6 separate regions of the Mus musculus genome follow, and all the other regions are linked to region 4. Evidence: chromatin loops called from intact Hi-C (ENCODE). Cell type or tissue: heart. All regions are shown on one strand. Links, peaks and the distances in the headings refer to the core of each region. The heading gives the core; the rest is flanking DNA.

The links. Hi-C counts contacts between places; a loop is a spot of excess contacts. Peaks named below come from ENCODE experiments on the same cell type or tissue, not always from the same donor. Only the 100,000 strongest peaks of a DNase experiment are listed, where the experiment ranks them.
Region 1: a loop joins it to region 4, with 2.2 times the contacts of the local background. A loop is called at or near these places in 5 of 42 quality-filtered maps.
Region 2: it touches region 4 in a loop (2.5-fold over the local background); 6 of 42 quality-filtered maps call a loop at or near these places.
Region 3: a loop joins it to region 4, with 4 times the contacts of the local background. A loop is called at or near these places in 17 of 42 quality-filtered maps.
Region 5: it touches region 4 in a loop (2.2-fold over the local background); 6 of 42 quality-filtered maps call a loop at or near these places.
Region 6: it touches region 4 in a loop (2.1-fold over the local background); 5 of 42 quality-filtered maps call a loop at or near these places.

The regions. Positions count from the first base shown.
Region 1 is chr15:90,595,125-90,600,321 of GRCm38, reverse strand. The region is part of intron 6 of Cpne8 (copine VIII); the gene reads left to right. Among named protein-coding and RNA genes, the nearest start is that of Cpne8, 82 kb to the left of the region's middle. In heart, for the core only: no CTCF peak of the experiment used is centred there; no DNase peak of the experiment used is centred there.
Region 2 is chr15:90,610,399-90,615,595 of GRCm38, reverse strand. It overlaps Cpne8 (copine VIII), which reads left to right. Exons shown (of 20, transcript NM_025815.2): 5 at 446-485. Among named protein-coding and RNA genes, the nearest start is that of Cpne8, 66 kb to the left of the region's middle. In heart, for the core only: no CTCF peak of the experiment used is centred there; no DNase peak of the experiment used is centred there.
Region 3 is chr15:90,246,966-90,252,162 of GRCm38, reverse strand. No RefSeq gene overlaps it. Among named protein-coding and RNA genes, the nearest start is that of Mir7648, 25 kb to the right of the region's middle. In heart, for the core only: a CTCF peak has its summit at 2,337; no DNase peak of the experiment used is centred there.
Region 4 is chr15:90,677,073-90,682,269 of GRCm38, reverse strand. Cpne8 (copine VIII) reads left to right here and starts at 2,882. Exons shown (of 20, transcript NM_025815.2): 1 at 2,882-3,102. The coding sequence starts at 2,966. In heart, for the core only: no CTCF peak of the experiment used is centred there; DNase peaks (open chromatin) are centred at 2,119, 2,859 and 3,579; H3K4me3 peaks cover 2,072 bases; H3K27ac peaks cover 1,097 bases.
Region 5 is chr15:90,604,919-90,610,115 of GRCm38, reverse strand. All of the region lies in intron 5 of Cpne8 (copine VIII), which reads left to right. Among named protein-coding and RNA genes, the nearest start is that of Cpne8, 72 kb to the left of the region's middle. In heart, for the core only: no CTCF peak of the experiment used is centred there; no DNase peak of the experiment used is centred there.
Region 6 is chr15:90,222,529-90,227,725 of GRCm38, reverse strand. Alg10b (asparagine-linked glycosylation 10B (alpha-1,2-glucosyltransferase)) reads right to left here and starts at 3,415. Exons shown (of 3, transcript NM_001033441.3): 1 at 3,118-3,415; 2 at 1,872-2,069; 3 at 1-402. The coding sequence starts at 3,288. It overlaps Mir7648 (microRNA 7648), which reads right to left and starts at 3,366; the gene lies at 3,314-3,366. In heart, for the core only: CTCF peaks have their summits at 2,318 (motif pointing right) and 3,648; a DNase peak (open chromatin) is centred at 3,525; H3K4me3 peaks cover 2,079 bases; H3K27ac peaks cover 1,591 bases.

The DNA.
Region 1 (5,197 bases), core at 579-4,578, 82 kb after region 4:
TGAACAGAAAGCTGTAAAGTAAGGTTCAAAGTAAACAGTGTTGAGTGCCTTTAATTGTTATATCATGTCCTTGCCAAACAACTTTTAGCATGCATAAGGGTTCCTAGAATAGCATGAAATCTAACTTTGTTTTTTCAATTAAAAAAAAAACCCATTACACAATGTATCTTTTATATTTTTCAAGAGAAAGCATTCACAGTAAAGTATCAAGTTTTCATTTCAGATGAGAGAAGTTGGGAATGGTGCTTTCTATAAACTGGCAATCATAATTTAAAGTGGTTGATCTTATTGGAAAATTTTTAACGTTTTAGTTTCCTCCGTAAAAGGCAACCATCATTCCAATTTTAAAACACGCTTTAATTGCAAAGCGTTTTCGTTAGTTCTTAGACATTTTTTTTTTAAGTTGAGATGATTGTATCCATTGAGGTGTGTAATGACTCTAGCACAGCATCAGGCTGTTCCCTTGGTTCAGATGACTTGAAATTCCTATTCGAAGAGACCAACAAATGTCAATTCACGCTAAGAGGTAACAGGAGGTAGGGTAACGATTGCAACACTATTCGGATGTAGAGTGGATTCAGTAGCTATTGAGTTGCATTGGTTTTGTGGAGTTAGTTGTCTATTGGGTTTGCTAAGTGGTACTGAGGCTGGGCAGCTAATAAGGCAGGGCCTTAGATACGATGAGCGTGGATTCCAATCATTGTGCTTTATGGGATTTGGAAAATGCAGACAACTGTGTTGTTTCCATGTTGTACGTAGGTTACAGAAAACAGTATGGTTCTCTCAAATGTCTGAGTATACATGTGTCCTTACTGATCAGTTCTCTCAGGCAAGCATTCAGAAAATGTTGCCACAACAGGTGTCTTGTTTGAGTGTGAGAATCCGAGAGTCTTCTAAGAAAGTGGGCCAGGCAACAATCACCGGTAGAAGTAGGTAATGAAATCCAGAATTTGAACATCACAGAGACTGGTCACAAAAGAAAGGAAACAAGAAATAAAACTGTAGAAATTACAGGAAGGTGGTGTCTGAGGTGAATTGAAGGTGTTAAGTACCGTGAGGGAGCTGAGACACAGTCAGTCAACAGAGAATAAAGCCACATTGGATTAGCTTGCTAGTGGAATGCTACTTTCGCTAGGTATTGTCAGAGAAGTACCTGGTAACACTTTCACCTTCTATGGTCTCAGTCATTGCTTCACCTCAGGTGAACAAGGGATTGGAACAAACAATTATAGGTAGTCTCGGGTCCGCCTGCTCAAAAACAGACTGGCTTTTCTGAAAATCTGTACCTGTGAGAGATGCATGTGTCTGGAGGGTACGGATAGATAGGAAACAAGTTCCACGGGCTACAGTTGAAGTTCAGAGTCTTCTGTTAACAATGCAGCTTCTAGACAGACAACATTTTACTCCATTACTTAGTCTCAAAGGAAAGTTTTCTTGTTTGAAAAAGTATTGAGAAAGCCAGGGACACACCTTTCTTGAGAGCTCTGTTGGGCTGCCTCTATCATCAAGGCGTTCTCCAGAGGAGCTGGTCCTTCCACATCTTCTCCCAGGTCCATACCCATCTTTGCTGATCCAATGACATCATTTCCATGTCTTTTCCCATTTCCCATGAGTCCATCTAACAGGGGGAAAAAAATCCCCTAGAGATAAAAAGGGTTGGGGATTGTAGACATGTTGCTTTTAGTAGAAGAGAGTGGATGTGCACGGAAGGATAAAGGCAAGAAAATACTAATAATACGAAGTCAGAAAAGCACTTCTCTGGTAGGAGGTTAGTTCCGCCACACACACAGCTTTTAAAGAGAGTGCATCTCATCATGTGGTATATAAAACTGGAACTTACAAAGTGTGCCATAGATGTTGTGGTTCACACAGGAGAGATCACAGACTCCTAAGAAGAGAAGTGAGTTTCTGTTCTCTACCGCCCCCTCTCTCTTGGACCACCTTCCCCCACCCTGACGAGGCAGCCACTCAAAATGAACAGCGTTTCAGGCTTTTCCTCAAGGCTAGGGCTACAGATGGGGGTCTGTGCATTTTCCTGCTTGCAGGCAGCTCCATTGCAATTGTGTGATGGACTCTGGCAATCTTCCCCATGCTGCTGAACACATGCTTTTGAAATGCAGTGCAGAGTACCTCCTGAGGTAGGAAGTACTCCCACAGCAAACAAAATTGATTCATCCTGAATTTTCAAACTCTTCCTGTTGTCTCATATGTTATTTATCTTAAATTGCATCATCCAAATAGCTTAACATTTATTTAGCTTAACATTTATTTACTAGTTCATTTAGATCAGAGGTTTATCTTCTAGTTTCCCCATTTATATTCTAAGTTATTCAAAGCACCCTCTTGTTCTCTTCCCTCTAAAGGGCCTGGTTTGTATGCTGATAAAATGTTCAGCGGACTCTTTGCCAGCTTCCTAATTGCAGCTGAGTTATCATTACCTCATGAGACGAGCACTTTTAAATGAATAATAACTGTAAAATTTGGGAATTTAGAGAAGACAAAGTAGCATTCTAAATTATTCATTAATCAAACTTTTGACAACTAAGGCAGGTTTGTCACAAAGGCAGAAAGCCTACTTGTATGTAGCCACGTGCCTTAATGAATAATCATAATTAGAATTTCAACGTAACTATTGTATTTCTGAGCTTTAGTTATGGCCATCATTGAAAGTCTTCGGCTCTTTTTTTTTTTTTAAATAAAAATGGTTATTTAAAACATAGACTCTAAGAACTGAAGTGAAGTGATTTGGTATTCAAAACTTTCGCTTTCATTTTGTTAGCAGTTTATCATTTTTGCAGCTCCCAGAAAGCCTCTTTTGTTGGATAGGCTATATTCATTCACCAAATATTTATTACTACACATTTTTTGGTGATGTGCTGTTTGCTTGTGTGCAGCCTTTGCTGGGTCTCTGTGACTCCTGGCCCCTCTCCTTTGCAGTTAATTAGCAATTAATTAGCATTGCTCCCACTCAGCTCTGTGGTTGGTTGTTGCTGTTGTTGTTTGGTTTGGTTGGGGGCTGTTAGGTTGGCTCCAACTTTCTCCCTAATGGTCTCAGAGCTTTCTTTCCTCTCTATAAGGTTAGCGATGGATTCAGCCGGCTCAGAAAACCACTAGAGAAAGCTCCTGTTTAAGAATGATTGCTCTCATCTTCTGTGGGGAATGTATGGATGATGTTCCTCAAGCAATAGGCTTTCTGGTTTGGTCCCTTTCAGCCCAGGCACAGGTACATCTGCATAAGGACAGGGGACCAGTGTGCATGGGTCAGTGGCAGGAAAGCAGGTCCTGGAAGGGAAATGGAGCCCTGTGGTAATGTACCAGTTGCTGGCTGAGTTGAAGGAAGCAGAAAGAAAACGTTCTGGAAAGCAGTAGCTTGTGGTCCAGGCACTCGGTTTTGGGTGGAAGATGAAGGGAGGTTCTTAGAGTGGCAAGGGAGCTGTGGAGGGCCCAAGGTGGGACCCTGAGGCAAGTGGTACTTGAAGAACAAACTGAGGCTATCCATGGGACGCAGGATTCCTAGTTGTTGCCTAGGCCTCAAGGTGGAGACAGACGAGGGCTGAAGGTCACCACCAGAAAGGACGGGCAAAGGACAAAGTTTACAGGAAGCTGAGGGACCAGAAAACCAAGACAGAGAGGGCCTGACAGCACCTGAAGTTCAACTTGTCAGTGTTGGCTGATCTGACTCCAGTGAGGACTCATCTGTGTGTTGTCTGTGAATGTCTGTGGAGATCACCTATCCCTGTGAGAGGAGGAGGGGGGAGGGGAGGGAAGGAGGAGGGAGGGCTAAAATGGGGACAGCTTGTCTAGAAGGTGAACTTTTAAAAAACTTAGATTAAGAAAAGACCACACTAATTTTCTACATGTGAAAATATAGCCAGCTTTGACATCGTTTGGGCTGTAAAATTATCTCAAACATGTCTGTGACTGTGTTATCTGATGGAAGTGGTTTGAGTGAGAATGGACCCCACTGGCTCATGTATTTGAATTCTTGGTCCCCATTGATGGAGTTGTTTGGAAAGGATTAGGAGGTGTGGCCTTGTTGAAGGAGGTATGTCACTGGGGGTGGGGTTTGAGTTTCAAAACTCTGTGACCTCCCCCCCTCCCCAGTGTCTGTCTGTCTGTTTCTGTTTCTGTCTCTCTCTTTCTCTCTTTCTTTCTCTCTCTCACTTGTGGAAAAGATTTAAATTCTCAGCTATTCTTTCTATGTCATGCCTGCCCAGCTTCTGCCGTGTTTCCCACTATGAGTGTAGTGAATTCTACTACCCTCTGGAACCATGAGCCCCAAGTTAAAGGCTTCCTTTTATAAATTACTTTGGTCATGGTGTCTTTTAACAGTACTAAAAAAGTATCCAAGATGCTGCCTATAAGCTCAACAAACTAGATCAATGTTTTTTATACACTATAATTTACTTTGGTTGCCCATAAACTGTACTAGCATCAGAGCTGTTAAGTCTCAGCTCTTCCACCAGCAAAATGCATAAGTTGGTGTTCTACACCACCACTGTTATCCTACCATCAGTACAGTAAGCACCTGAGGAAATAGATACTGGGCTTCTCTGCCAAAAATCCACTCCAAGATCGATTGGCTAAATTGCTTTGGTTTGTACAAAGACAGAAGATTGTGGCAAGAACACAGAGCCCTTTCGTATACAGCTGGTAAACTAAAGAAAGAGAAAAAGGTTGCAAGGCTCCACCATCCTCCTGAAGACACACAAGGATAACCTAAAGGCCCTTAGTAGGCCCCACTTTCTCATCTGTGCCCCCCTCGAGACCAAGCCTTTTAAATTAGTAGACTTTCAGCAGGCCAGATCTTAACTGTCACATACGATAATTTTACTACTGTGGGTTACATTAGTGACACGAAGAGTTAATTGGGTGCAGAGGAAAGCATACAGCCCTTGTGAGAGAAGGTGGTGTATCTAAGCTTTTTGGAGGTAACCAGAACTGGGTTTCACAATCTCTCAGGTTTGTAATTTGAGCAAATTTGCTTTAAATTCCTTAGCTCCAATTCCTATTTTGAAACACCCTAACAATACATTTTTAGGATAGTTTTTGAAAGAAAGAGCAATGCATTGTGTGGTAAATTTGTGTTGGAGAACACTGGGTACAATAAACACTAAATCAGTAGCTACTGTTCATACCTTTATTAAAAGTATCCAGGAGCTTTCAGCAGAAAACTCATAAGTCAAATCAATTATTC
Region 2 (5,197 bases), core at 732-4,731, 67 kb after region 4:
CAGTTTCCCTATGCCTTGTGATTGGAAAAAAAAGTAATTTCTATAAGTCCAGTGAGTTTTCAACCTTAACAACAGAATTTAAGCTATCAGGTAAGAATTATAATGTACATAATATACATGTGCTGTTAATAAGATGTATGCAGTTTTCATATCCAGGGGGAAAATATTTCATTTTAAAGAGACTTTGGGGTCACTTGAGTGACAGTTGGAAAGAACAGATGGATTTGCAACTTCTCGAACAACAGAGGTCATGCTTTTGGTTATTTGGAATTCAGATGACCCACAGGTGTCACGTCTGTCTTTGGATGTTTGGAAATTTAAAATCTGTTTCTCGTCCCATTGGTTATTGTTCAGATTACCTTTAGCATTTGTGTGTTCCATGAAACATTATTTCTTAGCTGTATTTTTGTGAGAATAATTTGAATTTCATACTTTAATATTTCAGATATGATGTTGATTCTAAGAGTCCCAACTTGTCCAAACATGTAAGTTCATATTTTTATTATTACATATTGTTTCATAATATGTCCATTTGTATATTGATGCTCATTTGAAAATTTAAAAATGATATTTGATGTGATTTTCACAGAAAACAAGTAACATTTAGAATGCTGGAGTCACCTTTAGAAGGAGCTTATGGAAAGAAAGTACCTTCTGTTGGTAGAATGGGTTAGGGTTTTCATTTTGTTTAAGATGTGGCCCTATTGTATATCATATCAGGTTGAGCAGCACGCCATAGTGAGCCAGATTGTCTTCTTAGGCTCCACATCGGAGACATTGGGAGGGACACAAGTTCCAGGCAGAGCCATTGTCCTGCCTCTCATTGTTCAGCAGAATTTCCTCACGTCAGTTTCTTAAGCGTGCAAGACATCAAGGAATAGACTCACAACCCAAAATATGACAAGTTCTCAGGTCAAGCCATGCCTGTTTCTTCAGTCTCCTCTCTCCAGATCATAGTTGTTACCAGCAGTAGTGCCATGCAGTCAGGGAGCAGGAGAGAGGCAGAGCTTGGCGTGTTAAGCAGGATAGGTGGAGAAGACGAGAGGAAGGTACTCAGGCAAAATACTGATGTAGCTGCTTGTTACTGATGTGAAAGACTGAAATTAGATCAAACCGACTTGCAAGGTCTGTTGGCTATTTCTGCTGCTGTGATAGACGACTTTGACAAACAGCACATTAAGGGCTTGTTTTGGCTTATGTGGAATGGCAGTAAAGACACAGCAGGAGCAGGAGGCAGGACTAGCAGTCAGAAAGCAGAGTGATCACATGTCACTGACACACAGGAAGGAGAGCCTGGGGCGGGGGTGGCAAACTGTGAAGCCCTAGGGGTTAACCCAGTGACTTACTCTCGTCAGTAAGGGTCCACTTCCCCAAAGGTTCGTTCACTTTCCCAAACAAAGCCACTGAAATACATAAAGATCTGAGGTGCATTTCACCTTCAATCCACGCTAGGAGGGCTAAGTGAGGAACAGATGCAGTAATGTTCGGAAAAGGGCTCAGCAGGATTCACAGTGAACTGTGCTTCCACAGGTGTAGAATTAGCAACCAACGTGGGGAGGGCAGCTAGTCTCATCCTTTGTTGTGTGCCGTAAACAGAATAGTTGGACATACAATATCTGTTGTAGCCTAGAGAGAGGGATGGTGTTGTTATTCACAGAAGAGAAGAATTTTTGAGGCAATCACAATCTAGGAGATGATTTGGGGTAGCATAAAAACCTTTTCTCTAGTTCACTAAAGGAGATATAATATTTAACTGTATAATAAAGAACATACTAGAATTACGTGAAGGAATGCAAAAAGAACCATATACATAATGACTTTTCTATAAACTAAGGAAATGCTGTAATACTACTTCCTTCCTATTAGTGGAAGTCACTGTGCTAGGCATGCCACCAGCTCTTTACGATGGGTACGCAGCATTGTGGCTGGGCATCGAGAATGTTCTGTTCTTAATCATGGGTTCATAGTGTTGTACCTTTGTACTGAGCGTGTGTTGCTCTCTGTGATGGTTTTGTAGCATTGTGACAGGGCATTGAGAATGTGTTGCTGTCTGTAATAGTTCCACAATGTTGTGCCTGGGCATTGAGATGGTTTACTCTCTAGGACAGGCTCATAGTTTTATGTTTGGGCATTGAAAATGTGCTGCTCTTAATTGAAGATTTGTAGCATTGTGACTGAACGCCAATAATGGTTTTCCTCTCTGTAAAAGGTTCATAGCATCATGGCTGGGCATTGAGAATATTTTCCCTTTGCAACAGGCTCCTGTTGCGACGTTGCCTTGTGTGTTTGTCATATTGTGTTTGTAGACCTTGCTATTAGAAATGTTCTTGAGAAGAACCAGGGAAAGGCCCACAGCTTCTAGGCATGATTATTTCAGTAGAAAGAAAGAGCAGAATCCTCTCATTCACGTGGGCTGGGATCATCGCAGGGATATGAGGCAGAGCTTGGCTCTCTGGTCCAAAGCTAGGAACTGGAGAGTGGGCAGGGACCAGGGTGTTTTCTCTCTTCTTCTCTGTTCTTCTGAGGTCATGTGATCATTCTAGTTAGCTCTCTTCTGAGCTTCTCTTCTGTTTACCCATCATCATGTGCCTGCCATAGAGCCCCCCTTCCCCTTTACTGGATATAATATGGATTACCATTTACCTGGGAAATAGTTTCTATGTTTCCTGATGGCTTGTTTTAGTGCAAACTGCTGTTCAGAGAGTGTAAGAGGAGAGCAGTTAGAGACACTTCCATGGTGATGGATGTTTGGAGGCTATGGATGGAAGTGCGTGTAGTCCCTATCATTGAACTTGCCTTCCATTCAAAGAAGAAAGTATGTGAGGTATACGTGCGTCCAATATGACCGAATATATTTTCCTTCAATTGACAGCTATTATTAAACCTTATGATATAAAACACATGCCTTCCACAATATGAGATTGAATATATTTTTTTTTTCAAATAATTCTTTGGTAGAAGAGTGTTTTCTCCCCACAACATAGTCTCATGCTCCTCTCACCCTAAAATGGCTTGTGCGGTTGAGCAGATGACTCGGCACTCAAGAATGTACATTGCTCTTTCGGAGGACCTGAGTTCTGTTCCCAGCACTCACACCAGGTGGCTCACAACCCAGTGTAACTCCAGCTCCTTGAGGATAACGATCTTCTGCTCTCTGAGGCGCCTGTGCCCGCACTCACATACCTCCGCACAGATGCATGCATGCGTGCAGACATACATGTGTCATTAAAAGCAATAATCCTTAGAATGCAAATTTTCAATGTGATACTGATCTACCCTCATATCACCTCTTCCATCCCAATTTTGGAATCATTCCTCTTGATTTCTTCCTTTGCTTTGCTATTTATAACTAGCTGGATTCTAGTTTTTGATTCCTAACACTACTCCGGTGTAACCAAGATAGTGCTCACTCCTCAGCTCTCATCTCATGCATCTTCTTTCCTTTGGAGAGAACTGACCCTTCTCTTCAAGAAAGTAATGTTTTGTCCCCTAAATTGCCCAGAAATCCCCCTCCACCTCCCAAGACTTTCTGCTTTTACAGCACAACGCTTCCTTTTCTCTCCTGCTTCTCTGGTCTTAATATTAATGTTTCTCGTGTTTTCTTTCTCATTTTTTTTTCTATATCAGCTCACTGTGGAACACTTTGTTCTGAATAGCTGTCATATTTCTATGTCTTGTGAGACTCCAGAGTGTTTGTCTTTGAACTCACAAACAAACCCAATTTTCATTTGCTTGTTAAATATTTTCTAGTAGATTGTCAGTTGAAACCTAAAACTAAACTGTCTGTGGTTTGTCATCTTTCTTGTGCTGTCTCTTTCTTCTGGGCGTCCAAATCCTTTTCAGGTTTCTTACAATACGTTAAACACTTCCCAACTCACACACACTTGAACCATTTCTGTCTCCTTGCCTCTCCTGCGGGTTCTCTTTGATGTTCTCCTTGAACAATTGCCTTCTCCACAGATTATGTTGTCTAAACCATATCCATATTATGTTACATAGTATATTTAAAATATATGCTAGAGCCAGCAAGATAGCTCCTCAGGTAAAGACGCTCACTGCTTGCCTGACACACCCTGAGCTTGATTCCTAGGACCCACGTTCTGAAGGAAAGACCTAACTCCTGAAAATTGTCTTCTGACCTCAACCTTTGCCAGCACACATGCACACCCAAACATGTACACACGTGCACACATCATACACACACACATGTGCATGCACATGCATGCACACCACGCACACTCCCATGTGTATGGATGTGCCCACACCAGGTAAGTCTAACAAAGAATTAAAAATACGTATATTCAGTCGACAATATAAATGAGTTAATAAACGCCTTAGCTTCTAGGCTAAGTGGATAAAATATGTTCAAATGGGAAAAAAAAAAAACATAGGTTTGCATTATTGTAAGAATTGCTGGAGATTATTATCCTGAGGTTCTGTTAGAAATTAATAATAACACAAACTCTTTGTTATTTGAAAGCACTGAAGTATAGATTTTACGTAAAAAGCACACAGTGCATCCAACCCTAAGCAATTCATGATGCCTTTCGAAGATCAGAGGAACCAATCAGCAAGCTAGGTCTGTCCCCAGAGAGGCAATCTCTTAACAGCGGAGCTGTCTACCTGCCAACTGTGCAGAGAGAAATACAAACCAGAGTCATTTACAAAGCACTGCTAAGTGCACCAATCCCCATGCGGATGGATTCACTTAGTTGTTGTTTTGCAAAAGGGATCTGGCCACAAATCATTTCTTGGAAACAGATTTTTTTAAATCATTGGTTTTGAAATATTAATTTTGATGACTTGGGGGGAAGATTTCCTTCTTAGGATGACTGTGTTTGTCATCGGATAGTTAAGGATCCTGGGTTAGAAATCTCTCTCTCTCTCTTTTTATTTTTATTTTTATTATTTATTTATTTATTTATTTATTTTTGTTTTTTGAGGCAGGGTTTCTCTGTGTAGCCCTGGCTGTCCTGGAACTCACTTTGTAGACCAGTCTGGCCTCGAACTCAGAAATCTGCCTGCCTCTGCCTCCCAAGTGCTGGGATTTAGAAATCTCTTTTAGCAGGATGTGGTGGCACATGTTATAGACATTCCAGTCCTCAGTCCCTGGGAATTTAAGGGTAGTAGTTTCAAGCCAGCGACACAGTGAGGTGCTGACCTCCAAAATAAGAAAACTCATAATACTATCAGGGAA
Region 3 (5,197 bases), core at 444-4,443, 430 kb after region 4:
AAATTACAATAGAGCTTCCAAGAGAAACACTGCCCAAGACTATGATTCTTTAAACCTATTCATGTAACGGTATGACTTGAACACAAAATGACAAACGTACACTCATGGGTTGACAGCTTTGTCCCCAGCTATTAGTCCTGCTTTGGGAAATGCTGGGGACTTTGGAATATGGGACCTAACTTGGTAGCCAGGAGGGAAAAGTCCTTAGGGTTGGATGTATCCTGCTCTGGCCCTTCCTGTGTCCATCTTGTAGCTTCCTACCCACCATGAGGTAAGACACTTTGTTCTCCTTTCTCCGCACAGCATTAAGCTCTGCTTCACTATGGCTTAGGTGTGGTAAGGACAAGTGACTATAGGGTGAAAACTCAAGCCATGAGCCCAGGTAGGTCTTTACTCTTCTTGGGTAGACACCAAGTCAGTTTAAACTACTGGTACAGCGAAAGAAACGACGCAAAAAGTGATCTTTTGACCCCATAGCACTACTCAGTGTCCCCTGACTCTGATGTCAATGACTCTTACAAGTTATCAAACTGCTTTGTTACAGTGATCCTGTGCTAAGAGGAGCAAGAGATCAGGAGGGAGCAACCACTCTACACTTATTGGTAAATCATATGAGCACAGGTGACAGAAAATGAACCCAACTAAAATTCAAGGCGGGCCTTCTTCTTTCTACCTCAGGAAAAGCTCGAGTTCTGCAGCACAGGGCATGTAGAGCTACGACTTCTAAAAATTTCTCAGTGTGGCTTAAGGGTCTTTGAATCAACCGTCTGGTGAGGTTACCAAACCAACCCAAGTCTGCAAAAGACAATTGACTGATCTTCAATGGGAGTTTAGCCTTGAAAGATACCTTCACTTATATGAGAGCACTGACTGGAAAAGTGAAGGATCCTGTTAGTGTCTCTGGTATATAGGAGATTTCAGAGCTAACTACTTGGTGTCGGGCGGGTAAATCGTTAAAGGCTCATCACCTGTGAGAACTAAGTCTCCCGCTCTCAGCATCCTTTAGCTGCCTGTCGTTCTTTCTTGAGGGGTGGAATGCCGCGAGATCTGCTCCTTCTATGTTAGCTCTTCCATAGGCGTCTCCTTGCTCAGTCTCATTTGGTAGCCATATTGCTGTGATCTCATGGGTGAATCTTCCGTTCATTTCCAGGACACTCGATCTCACAGCAGCAGATTCTCTGATCTTCTGGCTCTTACAAGCTCCTGCCCCTCTCCCACCGTGTTCCCTGAGCCCACACTGGTGAGTGCTGGCTTGTCCTCAGTGCTATTTAATATTATTAGCGTGCAGCTGGACTATAATTTATGTATTTCCTACCCCCCAAGAGCCTATAGGGATTGGTTCCAGTTTACTGTAGTAATGTCGAAAACTCTGCTCTGAAGTTTTGTGCCCTTTGCCGGACAGACCCTAACTCCTCTCACACATATACCCAGGGATGGGTCCACTGCTTAGGGGTTTACAGTAATCAGTTTTCTAAGGTCATTTGATAAACTGGTCTTGGATGTATGCAAGGTGACTCCGTGTTCTGCTTTTTGCAGTCGCCTATCTCCTCGAGCTTAATTTGCATGTCGTTTAAGTGATCAGTAGGTTGACTCTTGTTTTCCCTTTTTAGCCATGAATGTATGCTCTTTTATGAAATTTTACAAATATTCCCGACCGGATCCAAGCCTCACTGTCTGGATCACCATTTCGCTTCCTTACTCTTCTTACTTGATGAAGAAGACCCTGTTCAGTTAAACACACGTGTTTTATCTTCGGTAATGAGTACAGAAAACGCAGTTAGAAGACACAAGTGTAAACCAGCTCCTTGGCCATAACATAAAGAGCCCCGGTGACTGGACTCTTCTCATCCAATTGAACGGGAACTCCACGTGTTTCACACACATATAATCCCATCCAAACATTCCTAACACTTAAACCAGGATGAGTGAAGATAACAATGTAGTCTTCACATAACCTATATTGGCAGAAATATCATGCCATTTTTTATTTAGCTAGTATATAAAAGTGAGTTTTATTGTGGCATTTTCACATATAAACCCCTGTATGCTCACATTCGCTCCGCTGTTGCTGCCCTCCTTTGCCGGGAGGCATCATTAAGTGAATGGCATCATTATTGAGGTGTTCACTTAAGCATGCATATTCTTTTCCTTCTGGACATGGATTTTTTTCCTTCTGAGGCACTGTATTTAAGAGACTTGTAAGCGGAAAGCTTCCACGGGCCTCTGGTTTCCCTAGGTAGGTGACAGCTAAAACTATGGAATAGCTGGAATTATCTCACCTGGCTCTGGCCACAGTGAGAGCAGATATACAGTGCCAGCTAGTGGCTAGAGTGCAGTATTACAACACTAACATCCCAGTCAATGACTTTTGGAGAAGTTCACCTAGATAGCATTTGCTAAAATGTTATCTGCTGAAAGTATTTTTCCCCCTCTCATGAACCCATTCCTAATTTCCTAGCACATACCTTCCTCATTTTCATAAATGTATGCATACAAAATATACAAAACTAAAATAAGACCTTTGAAAGAACCAGTGGTGTTGGTCTTTCTGAGACTGTTCCCACACTTACGTGTTTCAGTTCCATCCATTTTACTGAGGATTCAGAACGTTGTCTGTGGCTAAATAAAGCCCCATTGTGTATATGTAAAATGTAGCCTCATTTTCGTTATCCATATGTTTACAAAGGCTGATTGAGATTTCTTTGCTGTTGTGAATAAGTCAGTCTTAAATGCAGACCTGCAAGCGTCTCTGGGATTCAGTACCCTCTGGCTACATGCCCAGACAGTGGTCACAATCGTTACAATGTTAACTTTCTGAGACAGTGCTATACGACTTCCATACTGGCTAGTAAACCTCCATCAGCTGTGCAGGAGGGTTCCTCTTTCCCCACCTCTTTGCCAAGGTTGCTGTATCTTTTCTTGATGATAACCATCCTGATTAAGGTGAGATGGACTCATGGCAGTTTTAGTTGGCATTTCTCAGATGGACAAGGCTAGAGATCAGTTTTTTAATATATTTATTGGTCATTTATATTACTTCTTGTGAGAACTACCCATTCGTTTCATTGTTCCACTTGTTGATTGACAAACTGGGGAAACATTCACTTTTTTTTTTGCAGTTTAAAAATATATACTATAGAAATTAATCCTCTGTCTGAAGGATCGCTGGCACACATTTTCTCCACGCTGTCTGTTTGCTCTACTGTGTTTCCTTTGCTATGCATAAAGTTTTCAGTTTCATGTGCTTCAATTTGTTCCTTCTTGACCTGTCCAGTCAAGTTTTTGCACACACCTGCATCCTGAAGTCATGTTATCATTGACCAGTTTCAGGTTTGAAATTAAAGTCCACTTTGAATTGATGAGATAGGCATATGGATTTATCTTCATTCTTCTACAGGAGGGTACCGAATTTTGCCAGTATAATTTGTCCACCCCCCAGATTATGCTTTGGGACTTTTGTCAAATATTTGCATCAGGCTGGAAACTTCCTAACTACTGGCTAGTGTTCCAGAGCCAAGAAGTGTTCTGCAGACTGCTAGAGAATAACTATCAACACTCTTACTAGAATCCTGCATTCCACATCACTGATGGGCCAGGCAAGACACGTTCAGTAGAGCATGTCATTATGCAATAATAGAAAATCTGATATTGGAGTAACTGGCTGCTCTTTGCCTGGATTTGAGGCCTTCACATCTAGAACAAAAAGTATGCTCAAAATCTCATGGCTAGGAAGTTCATAGACCCCGGTTGAGAACTACCCTATTTCTATTCTGCTAACTCAACAGGGTATGCCTGCAAAATCACCTTCTAAACATTTGTATTTATGTCCACAGATCAATGCTGTTGTCAGCCTTGTACAGAGAGAGACTTTGAGAGTAGTGAGGAGTGGTTACTTCACAAACGCATAACTGCTCGAAGAACTGACATTCACTGAGTGTTGAAAGCAGAACCCGAAGGGGAACACATCTAGCACCCTTTCGGGGCTCAGAGAACATCACAGAAGAGGGTGTAGAAAGAACATGAGAGTCAAGAGGAAGCTGGAGGGTTGTAGAGCATTTTATTTCTGGGCATGACACAGCAGTGTGTCTTTGAGCTCTCAGCAACTGTGGTTATCAGCATAAGACCCACAGAAGATTTGAGCTCATCAATACTCCATCCTAGATGGGAGGGGGGGGGTGGATCATGGATCCCTATTCAGTCCTGAGAATAATACACCTGCACTTGATAGTTGCTGCCAGATGTAAAGACATTTTTCCCTAGTGGTGTAGACTATGCTAAGTTGTTCTGTAGTACTTTAGCCTGCCTTCACCCGTGCTTTTGTAAGCAACTCTAATTAAATTCAGTGGATCACTTACTGTGTAGTTTGAATGAAAATGTTTGGTCATCAGGGAGTGGCAACCACTACTAGAGGGATTAGAGGTGGGGCTTAGTTGAGGTCGTTGTAGCTTTATGGATGGAAGTGTGTTCACTGGGGATGGGCTTTGTGGGTTCAGCAGCCCTACCCAAGTCCAGAGGATGTCTCTCTCTTGCTCCCTGCAGATATGAACATAGAACTCTCAGACCTATGTCTTCCTGCATGCCATCATGCCTCCCACCAGAATTCCCACTATGGTTCTAACTAGACTTCCGGCCATCCTGAGAGGGGACTCAACCTCTGCACTGTAATCAAGCCCCAATTAAATGCTTTCCTTTATAAGAGTTGTTGTGGTTCCGGTGTCTCTTCACAGCATTGGACCATCGACTAAGACACATATACATTCACATAAGGATATGGTAGTGGAACTGAGACTGGCTGGAAAGGAAAGGACCATGGAGCAAATGCGTGGAGGAAGACATGACCAAAGTAAATTACATACATGCATGAAAGTGTCCTGATGAAATGCAATATTATGTGTAATTAACACATGGCAATATAATATAATATAATATAATATAATATAATATAGATGGGTGGGTTTATTTCTGAATCTTCTATTCTGTTCCTTTGGTATACCTGTGCCAATACCATGTTGTCTTTTTCTTTGTATTATTATTTAAGATCAGGTATTCTTTTCCTTTTTTTTTAATACTAAGGATTACTTTGAATACTCGTGCTCTATGTTTCCATATGAATTTTCATCATTTTTAGTTCTTTGCAGAATATCACTGGAATTTTGATGGTGAGTACACTGACTCTGTAGATGACTTTTCAAAAATA
Region 4 (5,197 bases), core at 567-4,566:
AGTTCTGTGCTCGGGTCGGATTTATTAATGGGAAGCTGTACTCCACATATTCTTTGCTCTATCATCAAAGCTTGCCTCCTTAGGCTACGCTCATTAGTATTGAGCTTAAGCAATCGGCATGGAATTAACATTTCCACCCAGTGTTTACCTTTCCTAAGGCTGAGACAATATGGCCACAAACTGGCAGGCTTCAAACAATGGAGCTTGCAGTCTCACAGAACTGAAAGTTGTAAACCTGACTGACTCCCAGGGCCACATTCTCTTCAAAGTGTCAAGTGCGAACTCCTGCCTCTGTCAGAGGTTGCAGTTGTCTGGAGTTCCCCAGGAAAGTACAGAGCAGCTTCAGTCTCTGCCTCACTGTGTTTCCTCCAGTCTCTTCCTATGGTACCAACAAGTCAAACCTGACACATATTAAGGAAGGCCTAAAAAACATGGCAAATTGTACAGTGTTTGCGGTCAGAAGATGAATTCTGATAAGATGCCAGTTCCTCTCTATTAGGGACCATGTCTAGGATAAACATAAGCTCAATTAAAAATTTAGGAATTTTTATAGACATTGTCAAGGTGAATCTGAATTCTGTGAGGAAAATACAAACATTTTAAAGTGGCCAAACTCTTTGGAAAGGAATCAATTAAAAATATCCTGTTGCCGTAGTAGTTAAGACACTCTGATTCTGGTTTAAACAGAGACAGACAGGTCAACAGAACAAGGCAGTGTCCAAGAGTGAACTTATTTGCTATGTTGATTTTTTGGCAAAGATTACTTTAAGATAATTTTAAAACATTCTTTAAAAGAAACCATAGACCCAAATGTAAATTCTGAAACTAAAATTACAAGAAGAAAACAAAATATATTTTTATATATGTATGTATGTGTGTATAATATATATATATACATATATATATATACATATATATATATATATATATATATATGCCAAGGGTTTTTAGCATTGACATGGGCATAAACTAAACCAAAACAGCAAACAAACAAACAAAAAAACTCTCATAGATAAAATTGGCCATCATATATTACTTTAGGATAGAAAATAGTAAAACTAGTTTGTAAAAACAATTCAGTAATTTCTTAAGAAATTACGTGTACTCTTCCACTTTCATCTGGCTATTCTATTTCTACTTGCCCAGTGTGATGAAAGCTTATGCCCACAAAAGACCCATATGCCAGCGTTCACAGCAGTCTCGTATGTAATAGCCCAAACCCAGGGGCAAGTACACTGTTCATCAAGATGAGTGGGTGACCAATTTGTGGCAAGTCTCTAAAAGGAAGATTATTCACTATTGATGCACCTGTTATCGTAGATGAAACTGCAAAGAATTTTACAGACGGAAAGAAACCGGGTTAGGCATGGAGTGTGCCATATTCTGTGGTATTTAAATTAAAGATGAAGTGTTGTTTTAATGGCGAAAGCAGGGATTGATTACAAAAGAGACACAAGAAGCTTTTGGGGCGAGGGAATGGTTTATTATTTTGGTGTGGTGATGGTTTAGCGGGTTGATACCGATCGTAATCCATCAGAGGGCACACTTTAAATACCTGCATGCTATTGTGCATGTAAATCAATGCATTCAGATACACACACATATGGACCTAGATAAAGTGGAAAATTCGGAGAAGGCCTCTGGGTTGAGCACTAAAGTCCTTACCTTTTATTTCTTCAGGAGGTGCCTGCAAAATAAAATTCTAGTTTGCTTAAAAAAAAAAACCCTCTAGACCTCCTCCACCAAATCAATTTCAGGCATCAATAAGAGAGCTTGAGGGAAAATTCTAGTCATCAGCTGCAGTTTAATTTGTGATAGGGGGAAGAGAAAGAAAAACAGAACTGGTGGATTTAAGGGGTGGTGAAGGGAGGGCGGGGCGACCAGGGAAAGCAAACAAGACCAAAGTGACGCAAACATTTGGGGCAGGGAAGAGCGGCAAGCATCTACACTCTATTTCCCCTGCAACCACACAGATTCTTTAAGGAAGTGGCTCCAAGTGGATTAAAATACCACAAGGGAGACCAGTCACAAGCCCAGGATTCTCCAGGTGAGCCAGGGCTAGAGCCAGCCACGCTCCCTCCTGAGGCTGGGCGCCCTGCTCTCCACCGCCCCCTGGCGGCCATCGCCAGAAGACCCGCAGTGACGCCTCGGGTCAGGTGTGCGCAGGAAAGTGGGGGTTACCCGGCAAGCTGCGGCGGCGCCCCGCGTCTTGCCCACTCCCAGTCGCGCCGCCAGGAATCTATTTGCTAAACTCCCCGGTCACCCGAGCTGCTCATCTGCTTTACGCTGCCCTGCTTTCAGGTCTTGAGGAGCAGGATTGAGGAGGAGCTAGATTATAAGTTATTATTACGACCTCCCGGGCCTCAGGGCAGAAATCCCTGCGGTTTGGCAAGTGCGTTGCAAGGCGCCGATCTTGCCTTAAGGAGACCCTCGCCTAAAAGTTGCAGGGGATGGCAGACGCATTGAAACCTCTCTTATAACGCTGCGATTGTCCCAACAGCGTCCACTCCACCCAAGCTTGCCCCATATATTGGCACGCCCCTCTGCACCAGGAGTCAAAGGCTGGTGGCCATCCCTTGCCCCACCACCACATCAGTCCAGTAGCCCGAAGTGGGGAGCATATCAGCTGGGGCGGGGGGCAATCGCCGGCGCCTGGGGCTCTCCCACTAGACGGCGCGGTGTCTGTCCGGGTCACCTACTGTCTCTGCGCCCTACGCCCAGAGCCCCCGAGCTGCAGACCCAGTCACCGCCCGGGGGCTGCCCCAGGGCGGGAGCAGCCCGGAGCGCCACTTGGGAGACCGAGGCGGCTTTGCCAGGACTGGCTCGGTCGCCGGATTCGCGACGAGGTCCGCCTCCTCCCTCCCCTTCCCGCGCCGCCTCCGCCTCCTTCCTCTGCCTCCACCCTCACCCCTTCCCGTCGGTGCGGAGCTCCGCTCCGAGCAGCGCTCAGCCCGCCGCAGCTTGGATGTGGGCTCGGGACAAGTGCTCCGTTCCTCAGCTCGAGATGGACAGCCGCTACACCAGCGCCACGGGCATCGGGGACTTGAACCAGCTGAGTGCGGCCATCCCCGCCACACGAGTGGAGGTGTCAGTGTCCTGCAGGTGAGGACGCGGCTCTCTTTTCTTCCTTCCATCCGAGCTTGGTGGCACTTGGCTAGCGCTCCAGGTACCACGAGGCTTGGCGCTGGTGAGAAGTTGCATGCTGAGTGGGGACTAGTTGTGGTACTGGCTGACGTTACCTTCCCCTCCTCCCCCCCAGAGGGTCAAATGACACAGAACTGGGGACGAGAGTGGTGGGCTTTGGCTGAGTCTTTTTTTTTTTTTTTTCTGGGAAATGTTGTGAAAGTTGGCAAAGCTGTGACTCAGCTACAGAAACCCTAGCCGCCGCCCACTTCGCAACCTTTTAAAAAATTATTTATTTATTTTAAACAACCGCAATCAGGGCCAGAGGTTCAGTGATGTCGGGAACCGAAGGGTCAGTCCTACCAAGAGCGCGCGTGATGCTGCGCACCTTGGCCAGGGACTCCCTCTGCCAGGCGTCCGGGAAGCCATGCGGTGGGCTCAGCTCCAGTTCCACAGCTTCCTCCTCCCCACTCACTTCCTGGAACCATCCAGCTTCCTTACCCTCCACCCTTCCGGGACGTTTACCCTAGGCCTGTAGCGGTTCCAGGTTCAGTCTTCCAGGCAGAGGCTTACCTAAGAATTGAGAAGTCACGACTTATTTTCTGCCCGCCGGTAGACAAACATCAGAATGCTTTCAGCAACTCTCAAGGACTGCCAGTTTCAGACTCCCTTCCTGATACTCCCTGGGCCAGATCCTCAGTAAGTTAGGTAGAATAGCTGTGCTGCCCCAGTTTTGGGGAATTAGATGGTTGGCTATATTAAGAATACTACATTGCACGTACCCAGGTGCCCACTTCCAGGCTGAATACTTCCTTTCACCGGTCTCGTTGGAAAACTTCACTCCTACCCCTCTACGCCCCCGTGTTTTTAAATGCCCTCACATGTTCTTAGCCTTTCTGTAAGGAAAGATCGTTGTAAAAGACTTTAATAAGCATGAGTGATTTTTGTTGTAAACAAACCCTGAAGTTTAAACGCCGCTAAAACAGGTTCTCAGCTTTCTTAATGCTGTGACAATTTAATGCTGTTTCCCATGTAGTGGTGATCCCCCCATCTTAAAATTATTTTTGTTGCTGCTTTATAGCTGTATTTTTGCTACTGTTACAAATCCTAATGTAAATATCTGTGTTTTCTGATGGTCCTAGGTGAGCCCCGTGAAAGGGTCATGTGACTCACAGAGGGGTCGCGACCCACAGGTTGAACATTCCTGCCCTGAAACTAAAGTTTCTTGGAAATTCAAGTTTTAGCACCCATTCCCCAAGTGGCCATGTTCTTTGGTAGGGGAAAACCCTGGGATAACATAGGATTTGCTCTGATTCACCTCAGAATGTGAAAGTTCATGACATCAGCCCTGGGGTTATTGGGGTAACTGCTTTGAATGCTCCACTAGGCTCCTTCCAGTTAGCAGCTGCCTGGCAGACTCCTGTGGCGATTTGTAGGTGAATCTCTTCTCTCTGAAGCTGGCTTTAATATTAGGTGACTGTTACCTAACACCGTATAACACAATGGGCAGTGGGTGGTCAGGAATTCTACTATCTCAGCATCTTTTAGAGGTCTGTCATTTGTTTGAAATCCTGCGGCATCTGGAGGGCCCTAAACAGACAAGGCACATCAACTCTGAATAGCCTATAGTTCCTTCGGAGTGAGGTGAGATAGTCCTGGTCTCATGTACCAAAGATACTAATGCTTTGCTGTAGGTATACTGGGATCCTGAAGTGCACTGGCTTAAACCAGTTTGTTTTAGCTTCCTACTCAAGCCCCTGGAGTCTTTCTTCTATGTGGGGTTACTTTTTGGAACTTAAAAAAAAAAAGTTTCAAATAGGGGAAAAAAAAATCAAAGAATCTTAAAGAGAAAGGAACACTTAGTATCAAGTATTTCTTCTAAGCTTGTCCAGGCCTAGTCTATTATTTGAGTTGTCTAGGTTCAGTTCATTGTGTGTTTCTTACCAAACTGGACGTAATTTCTACTCTTGGGCACGTGTACTTGACAACTTGATAGCTTCAGACAAGTCCTTTTCCTTTCTGTGGTGTTGAGAACTCTTGCCACCTTAGGAGGTGGTATCATTTGAACTTCGAA
Region 5 (5,197 bases), core at 382-4,381, 72 kb after region 4:
AACGTTGTTGGCAGAGCTACAGCCCACATGCTCATTTACATAATTTAGTCTTATCACCTCAGCAATCCATAAAAGGGTTAAGAATAGGTTCATAGTGGGTGTGTCTAGGATTCTTGTCCCTGTGCCAAATGTAACAATGGGTAGCCGAGAGGCAAGCCAAAATGATTTCTTTTTTTTCTTGCTGAACTTCAGAAGGTAGCACTGAAATTCTTCCATTTCAGATGTGGTAACAGTTCTCTGGCTTCCTTTGGCCATCCATCACTAACCTCCAGCGTAGGCTTCCATGGTCCTTCTTGCTTTCCCTAACTGGTCTTCAAATAAACTTCCTTCTGTAGGTTAATTCTATTTTATAGTTTCATTTGAAAATTGAATGCTTGGGCCATGATGTGTGTTTTCTCTTAAGAACAGCTTTACAAACAGGACAAGTTTCTCTCATTAGAATGTAAAGCTAAGTGCGGTGGTGCCTTTTCTCACTACACCTGCCAAAAGTAAACAAAAATCCTGGCTAAAGTCACACAGGGAAGAAAGAATGGGAAAGTATGGGTAGGAAGCAGTGACATTTAGTTCCATCATGGCAACTGACAGGGATTCGGAGGCCCCGAAGAGAAACAAGTTCAGGCTAGCCCTCTCCAAAGCTCATCCCCAGGAAAACGAGGAAGCCCCTAGAGATTCCCCTTTACCAGGCACTGTGGCAGGACTATCATTCTCATGAGTGTGTGCTTAGAGGAGGGGAGATACCGAAAAGCTTAGCAAGGCAGAATTTCAAAACAAAAGGGAGAGGCAATATGAAGTTCCTTGAGAAAGGGATGTAGTGTATACTGTGGCCGTGTGACAATGTTGAAATGGGCATATACATATGGTATGTAGAGATTTACAGGCCATGCCCCTAAGAGGTCTAAATTTTTGTTGTTGTATGCTACTGGAGAGCGATGTGATTTGATTTATGCATTTCAATGATGCTCGCCTGCCGAAGTAAAGAATGAGGTCAGAGATGCAAAATCGGAACCAAGGATAACAGTTGTCATTTGACTGCATGAGTCACATTTGACAATTAAAGCCACTGAAATGAGAAGAAACAATCCCAGCTGGAATATATCATGGCTGTTTGATTATAGATGGATTCCCTGTTGGCTGTGAAATAAGAGAAGTTGCTCGGCTCTCTTGAGTATTGGTGAGGCATAGTATAGCTAGGTAAACAGTGAATTCTACTGCAGAGGTGTCTGAGGCCAGGGATGTGGGGTGAGACCTGGGTGGTGAGACCAAGTTGATGCTAACTTTGACTTGACACTCAGTAAGCCTTTAAATGCACATATTGGCTAGGTGGTGCTCAGAGACTAGAGGCAGGATTCTGCAAAATACCAATTGAGAGTATTAGGGCTTAGGCTTCTTTAAAGAGAATGCAAATGGAGAAAATGAGAGGACAGGTTCTTGAGTGAACTGAAGCCTTTAGAAGTTCTGTAGAGGAAGGTTAGCTACAATCATCATTTTCAAAGCCTGTTGCTACATGCCTCTGTCTGGTTCCAGCCCACCCTGTGCTTTCCACCTCCTTGTTTGTTCTGCCCCACCCCCTCGCTTTCTTCCCCTCAGGTATCCTTGTTGACTCATCTGCATTTTTGTCTCCGGAACAATGCTGCTCTTGAGATTTTTCCACCTGTAAGCTTCTGTCTCCCACATTTGTCTGGTTCTCTCCTTCACATTAATCAGTGACTTTCGGAGGATTTCATCCATGAACCCACAGTATTTGTCTCTTCTCTACTCTCTTTGCTCCCTCTAACTCTTTTTGGTCCCCCAACGTTTCAGATACTTGAAAAATATTTATTAATTCATTTTTCCCTTTCAACTCCTCCCATGTCTCTGTATCCACTCCTTTTTAAATTCATGGCCTCTTTTTTCTTCAATTATTATATGCATGTGTGTACATGCACGTAAATGCACATGTACATGTGTATACTCATGTGTGAATAAATATGTGAATACAAGCTGCTGGGTCTCTTTACTGCTTCTTGTACGCATATATTTCTAGGGCTCCACTTGGTATTGGATCCATTGAAGAGGTTTATTCTGGGGATGATTGGTCCTTCTCAGCAATTGATAATTCCCTGTTCTTCTTCATGTATGGGCGAGATGTGGTCAGATTTTCCCAATTCATGTCGGCATGTCATCCGTGTTTTCATTCTTTCTGGTTTGTCATGGTTTAGGTAGTGGTTCTGTTGAGATGTCACGGGTGTAGTGTCCCTGTCATATAAAAGACACAATCTCACAACAGACTTCCTGTTCTTTTGGCTCTTACTATCTTTCTCTCCCCTCTTCCGCAATATTCTCTCAGCCTAGGTGTAGGGTTTGTGGAAATATAAGTTGGGGCAGGCACTCATGGTCAGTTCTCTGCCTGTTGACGTCATTGCTTTCTGTGATGGGCTCTTATCTGCTGGGGGTGGGGAGGGAAACGTCTTTGATAAGAGTTGAGAGTGAACACACTACTGCCAATTTCCCAACTGCACCTTACACCTACAGAGGAGTGTAGCTCTCAGATCTGTTCTTTATGTGAACCATTGAAAAAAATCTCTGTGTAACTGTCCCCCCTGTTATCCTCTGCTGTCTGGGGGATAAAAGCTTCCTGATGCATGTTAGCTGATGAGACCCAGCCTCACTAGATCACACCTGAATGGTTGCTACTCTGTATGTGGGTTAGATTTCCTATCCCCGTGTGCCTTACATTCTGAGTCATAGAATTCTTGCCTGATTCTGACTGCGTGATTGTGACTCAGGTCCTTATTAATTTGGATGAGCTGGCATAGTTTATGTGGAAAATTGGCTTTTATTCAGGATTTAGTATCAATAGAGGTCCTCATGATGATTTTACGTAATATTTAATATTATTACTTAGTAACTAACACTAAAGTATTTCATACTGAACAATTATTAGTCAATATTCCATGGTAGTCTTAGTCTTTTAGATATTTGCTTGTTACTGCTGGTGAGAAAATGAACTATAGCATGTTACTTTTCAAATAGCTTAGTCGAGAATTAGTGTTTTATTGAAGATAATGTGTTTCCAAGAGGTGCTATTTACACTATTTCCATGTGTACTATTTTACGCATGGAGGTTCTGCTACGTGTGAATTTTATTGCTTTTTAAAATGTATGTTATGTATTTGTGTTGATTTTTTAAAAAATGATTGGCTTTAATCAGTGACTGCCAATTTGTTGAAACCTTAATTTTCAGTCAGTGGCTTAATTAACTACCTTAATGTGCTTAATGTGTCCTCTTAAAATGATAAAAGTATGTTGAAAATCATCAGTCCAAAGGGTAAATAGATAAATTTAGTTGGGGAAGATTTTCGAACTTTGTAAGTTAGTTTGGAGGTTTTTGTTAGAACATTGGGAAGAGAGGACTTAACTGCTGTGGTTCATCACTGTTCTTTTATTAAAGGTAAAAACCCTGGGTATGAAGACAAAAATCCATGTTGCTCTATTGTTAAACTGCAACCAGTTATTTCTATTAAAATATTGAGCTCACTTGTTCAATGGTGAACTTTCTCACATCCCAAATGATACGACCGAGGCAATAATTATTTAAGATCAGGAATCACTACTGAGACAATGTACTGCTTGGTTTGGCTCTTAAAAGTGATGCCATACTAAATGCAGTGCATGATATAGCTAACAACTCACTCACCATTGTCATTTATGCAATTTATAAAATAAAATAAATTGAAATTAATTAGGAAATATTAGAAAGGCATTCCAGCAATGAGTGTTAGCAGATAACACCAGTGATATGATCTTTTTGGGTAGAAATTTTCAGTTCCTCAATTTTACTGCATTAAGTTAAAAAATACTACAAAGGCGAGATATTTTTAACATTCAGTTTTTCTTCGACTATTTGTATAGACGTGTTAAAAATTAGTTACATGATCTCAAAAATGTATAAAAGCAAATCACAACTCAATGTGAAGACATCTAATGGTTAGGTCATGCATGAGCAGTTGACTGTCCCCAGTGACTTTGTGGAATTAAAGTGGACCATCGACACAACACTGAATGACTTTTAACATAAATCAACCACTAATTAGGGAAATTATGTATGCAGACTTTCATCAGCCCTTAATAAAGCAGGAAAACCATTTCAAAGTTATTGTAAGTAGAACTGTGGAGAGAAAGATGTCAGGCTGTGAGATGCTCCTGAAGTTGCTTAGGATTAGATTTGTGATATGCTGTGTGTGTTAGTAGTAAAATTCGGAAACGTCTTTCAGATTCTGGGTTCGCTGAGTTAGTGCTCTCTGAATGTCCTTCTGTAAGTTTATGTGTACAACATGAAGAATGAGTTGGTGTGTAAGACACAGCTCCATTGCATCATAGCACTTTCAGTGACCTTGCATGACTGGGATTGGAACTGAAGATATTTTATTTAGGTAGTTGTAGAATTATCCCAGTATTGGGTTCTTGTAGCAAGTAGTATATTATTAGTATGTAACAATGCTTTAGCCAGGGAATAGGAGGATTATGTTCCAGACTTAAATATTCCAAGTGCTTTGCATATATTATCTATAGGTATTTTCTTAAATAATCCTCCCAGGAATACATGCGGTAGGAATTATTATGTCCATTTTGTAGACCAGACTACTGAGCTATAAGAACATTGGTACATGGTTCAGTTTGCATATGAGTGCAGACTACAAAGACCTTTGTGATTCTATTCAAAGGTATTATGTTATATTGTAAACTCACTGAGTGTGTGTGTGACAATAAAATAAATCATATATAGGAACCATTAGTGTTTGTATCTAAACAACTCAAATCAGTTCTTTTACTGCAAAGTTTCCCTTTAACATCTAAAAATATTTTTTATTTATGTAGTATGTGTGTGTGTGTGTGTGTGCGCGCACACACACACAACGTGGGAGTGCACACACCATAGTATGTATGTGGAGATTGGAAGATACCTGAAAAGAATAATTTCCCACTTGCTGTCATGTGGGTCCCAGGGCGGTCCTGGAAGCAAGCACTCTCTGAGCCATCTCCCTGTTCCTAGAGCTTTCTTTTCCTATGTGTAAAATTTCTAAAGCTCAGGGCAGAAGCGAAATGAAAGTAGAGAAGGCAGACAAGTCTGTAGCTACAACATGAAATACAATTTAGGCAACAGAACTCATCAGTTCTTCATACTTAAGAAATAACTAAAACAATAAATCGGACGAAT
Region 6 (5,197 bases), core at 643-4,642, 450 kb after region 4:
GGGCCAGGTCAACAGGAAGAGCATTCTCAGGTTCTTTAGGGACATGGCGTACACCAGCAGAAACTGCAGCACTCTTCTGAGCTCCGAGAGCGGTCCCTTCGTGGGCGCAAGCCTCTCCTCCTTCTTCTTCTGCAGCTCAATCTTCCAGGCTTCACTGCACTTCTGTGCAATGAGGTGTCCTGCACAGAAGGCCGCCCAGATGATGTTGGTCTGACGAAACATGAAACCACAAAATCCAAGCAAGGCCGAGGTCCTATGGTTGCCATAAAGACACATCAAATAAGCAAAAAGAGTGAAGAATACAGACCCAGCTTCTGTATAGTAAAGGAAGTTAAAAAAATAGAGGGTTGGAAACACTGCTAGGGTTAATGTTGACAAGATTCTCTGGATACTTGAAGAAGCCTTGAAGGAAAAAGAAAAAGTACTATTTTTAGGATAAAATAAATATGACATTTTCTTGCTGAATTAATAAAGAGATTTATTTAAATATTCACTGAAGTTTAATTTAAATGAATTGTATTTCTGGCTTTGCAACACCATGTTTAAGAACACTTCTGGTAATTGTTAATTATATTAATCATCTTGGAAACTGATAAAATACTAATGAGGTGCAGCTCTTAATAGCTTAAAATCTTAAGAATCACAGAAGAAATCATTTAGTGGTCACTGGATCTAAGACACTGGACTAAGGCACATGAGGAATACAGAGACTAGAGCACAGAAAAGACGTGGCCAGCTGCATCACCCTGAACTTACGTCTTAGCCATCCTCACCACCCTTTGAAGACAGCCCTTCAAATCTCTACACTGGAGACAACAGAAATGTGCAAATCGTACTAAATACCCTGCCCCATGATCCTACTTTTTGTATGACAAAATTACAAGGATTTTTCCTTTTAGAAAGCATGCAGGCCTACTCTGAACTCAAATGTCTTCTTTTTCCTTTTCTAACAATTTTAGTTAAGTGTATGGAATCTCTTTGATTAAAGTCCTCCTCAGGCCAGGTGTGGTGATGCATGCCTTTAATCTCAGCACTTGGAAAGCACAGACAGCTGGATCTCTGTGAGTTCTAGCCAACCAAAACTGTACACAGAGTTTGAGGTCAACCAGCGTTATATAGTGAGACCCTGTCTCAATCAATCAATCAACCACACAAAAGTGGCGCTCCACAACAGCTTATAAACTTAGCATATACATTGCTTCTTGTTGCTCCCGAAACCCTTGTGCCTTCCTATCTCCCATCACTCCATCAGGCTGAGACAGTATTTCTCTGCTCCTGTCATGTATCGGGTGAATCCTCACAGTACTTTATACCTACCTCCTCTTCATAATTCATAAGACCTTATAAACATTGTTGCCATAGCTGACATTTATTGAAGTCTTGCAGTAGGTACTAGCCTAAGCACCTTCCATTTATTAAGTTCCTTTACTCTTAATACAAATTCAATGAGACAAATTTATTATTATTAAAATCACAAAGGAGGTAAATCTGCTCAAGTTAATAGAAGCTGTGGCCAGGATTAAATTTAAACCCAGGCAATCTACTTCCAAGACTTGAATTATGAAATCACACCAAAACTCCTCAACTTAAACTCATTTCCACAAAAGAAGACCTAAGTTCCCAAAGAAAACATGGAACTATTAAACTGGTTTTGTTCACTAACAAACATCTACTTTAGATTTTCAAATACAGTTATTCCAGAATTTAAATGCAAGTATCTTCTAAACATGAGTAGAGAATTTCCACTTAGGTTTGAAAAACAGACACCAACACTCTAACTGGTAGACATTTTCTTCCGTAACTTATAAAGCCAATTCCTCACTGTGGACTTTAGTGCACGGAAACTTGTTGTAACTGTATCCTGCACATACCTTGTTTCTGGGTTGCACCTTCCTGAAGAGCAAATACAGCAAGTAGAAGTTGCCAACGCTGAAGAGAAGATTGACAAATCTGAGCACCCCAATGGAGCAGATCACATGCTCAGACCATCCAAGGAGCCAGCTGGCAGGTTTGACCACACCGACCGACACCAGATACAGGCCAGGTAATGTAGTGATCATAGGATCCCACTTAGAAAGAAAAGACCACCAGTCAAGCACAGCAAGAGTTATCCCATTGATATAAAATGCCAAAAAAAGATAAATAAATAAATAATCAAGTTTCATTTGTCCTAATAATGAAGAACTTGGAGAGGATCGTCTATGACATAATTAATAAATCCTGGCAGACTAGACATCTCTTAAGTTTTATTTTTAAGATGTAGTGTGTGTGCCATGCACCTGAGTATACTTATTTGCAACATCTGCATGCAGGTACCCGAGGAAGCCAGAAGGTGGCACTGGATCCTCTGGACCTAGAGTCACAGATGGTTGTGAGCAGCTCACTGTGGTAGAAAGAAGTCTGGTAGCCTTCTCCAGGACAACAGCAAGAGCTCTCAACCACTGAGCTACCACCCCAGCCCCATTTTAAGAACGTTTTGCTCCCTGTCTCAAATCTGTCTGCCATTATTAAGGTGACAACAACCAACAGACAGTAAGTTATTCATTTCTACTTCCTAAGGCTTGCTCTTTAGAAAATGCATATTCTGCGACTAAATTGTCCAGGTCCCAATTTTACAAACTACCAGGCAAACAATAATGAGAACTCTGGTGGATCTTAAGATTCTTTGCACTGTGCATATTTCTGTAGTCAGATATGTATTTTTTTAAATGATGCAATCTGACTAGTTGCCAATTTAATCCAGACAACAGTAAGTTTCTACGACCAAGAATGAAGTTAGAATAAAACTATCAACTTTTGGGGGGCCCTAAGATCCTCCACTCCGCGTTCAAAATACCGGGTGGAAAACCTCATAGGTTAAGCTTTAGGTAGTTTTTAATGCATGTTCAAGGGAGCACCTGCATGTCTCTAGTGCTAGGGCTTAGTTAGACAAATCGGTCAACTGCCAAGAGGAGCTATCATCTTTATGCATTCACCTAACAAATATGCCATAATCTCGAGGCTAGGTACAGTCACTAGGCAGCTCCCTTCACGGTTTAAGTCTGGGAGGGCTGACGGGGAGAGGAAAGGCACAGGTTGGGAGGATCCGTCCCGGGGGCAGGGCCAGCAGAGACCAACCTGCGACAGGGAGAAGCGGCCCTCGCAGTACCGCTGCGCCTGCGGCAGGTGGAAGATCTCGTCCATGTACGGCTCCCGCAGAGCGCGGCTGAAGGCGGAGAAGAGCAGGCAGGACACCAGGAAGGTGCAGCTCAAGGCGGCCGAGAAGTAATAGCCCTCCAGCTGCGCCATGGCGGGCGGGCGGGCGGGCGGGCAGCCGCGTCCCGGGCCCAGCCCTGGGCAGCCCGGAGCGCCGAGCCCGGAACGCGGGCTCAGAGGCCCAGCGCTGCGGGACGAGGGACAGCAGGGAACAGGACGCAACGCAATGGATGCTGGGAGAGCGTCGGACGGAAGCGTGGGGGGGGGGGGGGTCACCGGTTCCGGAGTGGAGCATTTATGCAACGACGGGACGGTTTCTCTGTCAATCACTGCTCGCAGCTCTCAGAGTGGCCAGAGGCTGAGGGAGGGGCGGGTCTGGGCTCGGGCGCGGGAGCTGTTGTAGGTGATGCTGCCGCCGCCGCTAGGCTCTGGAAAAGAAGGGTGTCTTGTGTTGTCTGTTGCTCTCCAGAAGGCGATGAGTGGTCCCAGCTTTCTAACCTCCAAGCTCCCAAACTGCATTCGTTTGCGGTTATCCCTGTTCTCCATTGCCAGTGAGATGAGACGCTAAAACCATCATTACAATGCTTTTCCTCTCATCGTCTCTGGCTGATAATGAAGGTTGATGCTTTTTAGATGGAAACATACAACCAGCCCTTCGCTTCAGGGCGACTTTCCCTTTTGAAGAATCTATTCGTTTACAGGGCAATATTTTCCTGGTGCCTGGTGAGGAGTTGGGGCATTTGTAGGTGAGGAACACTCCTCCGTGAATATAATTTTAGTTGCTATTGCCGTGAGTGGTGGCTCACACTTGTACTGGCCCCATTTGAGAGGCTGAGGCAGGAGGATTGTTCCCAGTTCTAGATCAGCCTGGGACACTGTAAATGTCGTCCTTAAAAATAGGTAATAAATAGTCATTAATATCTGTCTCTGTTGGAGTACGTTTCCCTTATGCATCTTAATGTGTGGTGCGATGGAGTATTTATGTGTGTAGTCTCAAAAAGTGCTCACATGTATGAAGTTGAGGGCTACGGAGACTTCAGATAACCCCTTTATTGTGAGATTGGAATTGAGACTGACGGTGGAAGATATTTGAAGAAAGCTGAAGACAAAGTATGTTTTCAGCATGGTTGGTGATGCTTTGTAGGAAAAGCTTCTGGAAAATTCGGGTTGATTTTGCCAGCAGCACATCATATAGCAGCTGAGATTGCTTTTAAATTGTCAACCTTGGAATCAAAAGAAACTGGGTATTCTACTAGTTCTCCTCGACTATTAGAAATAACCAGAATTAAATTACGTTAGGATTCATGATGACGTTTCTTAACTCCCTCCACCCTTTACATCCTCTTTGATTACAGAGAACACGTTACACTTACCAATTTGAGACCATTCCCAGATAATTTAGTCTACAATTGACCTCAGGCCCAGTGGGCTTGCTCAATCATGGCCAGTGCATACCATAGAAGCTTCTGGCCCTTGCTAGATATGATGGATAAAGGGAAGAGCACAAGGCTGCCTTCCTATGCTAGACATTCTCGTCAGAATAATTGCCACTAAGAACTTGGTTGGACATCCAACTCCTTTTATATGTGCTCCCTACTCTCCTTAGTTAACTGAAACGTTTCAAAATTTAAAAATGTAAGGTTTCAGAACTGCCAGGTACCTTTTCTATTAATTTAAGCTTTTTTTTTTTTTTTTTTTTTTTGTGGAACAAGATGAAGATAGTAATATACCTAAAATTATGTAGAAGATGGCTGTTTACTGGGAGTTGTAACTATAGTCTTATGGTTTATAATTTCTACTGAATTGAAAGTGCTTCATCATTTGCAGTTTAAATTTATATCTCATTTCTGTTCCCATCAGCCAAGTAGAAAAATGTAAAACTTTATTATTAGAGTTTTGGGGTTTTTTTGTTGTTGTTGTTTTTTTGTTTGTTTGTTTTGTTTTTGTTTTCGGACAGGGTTTCTCTGTGTAGCCCTGGAACTCACTTTGTAGACAAGGCTGG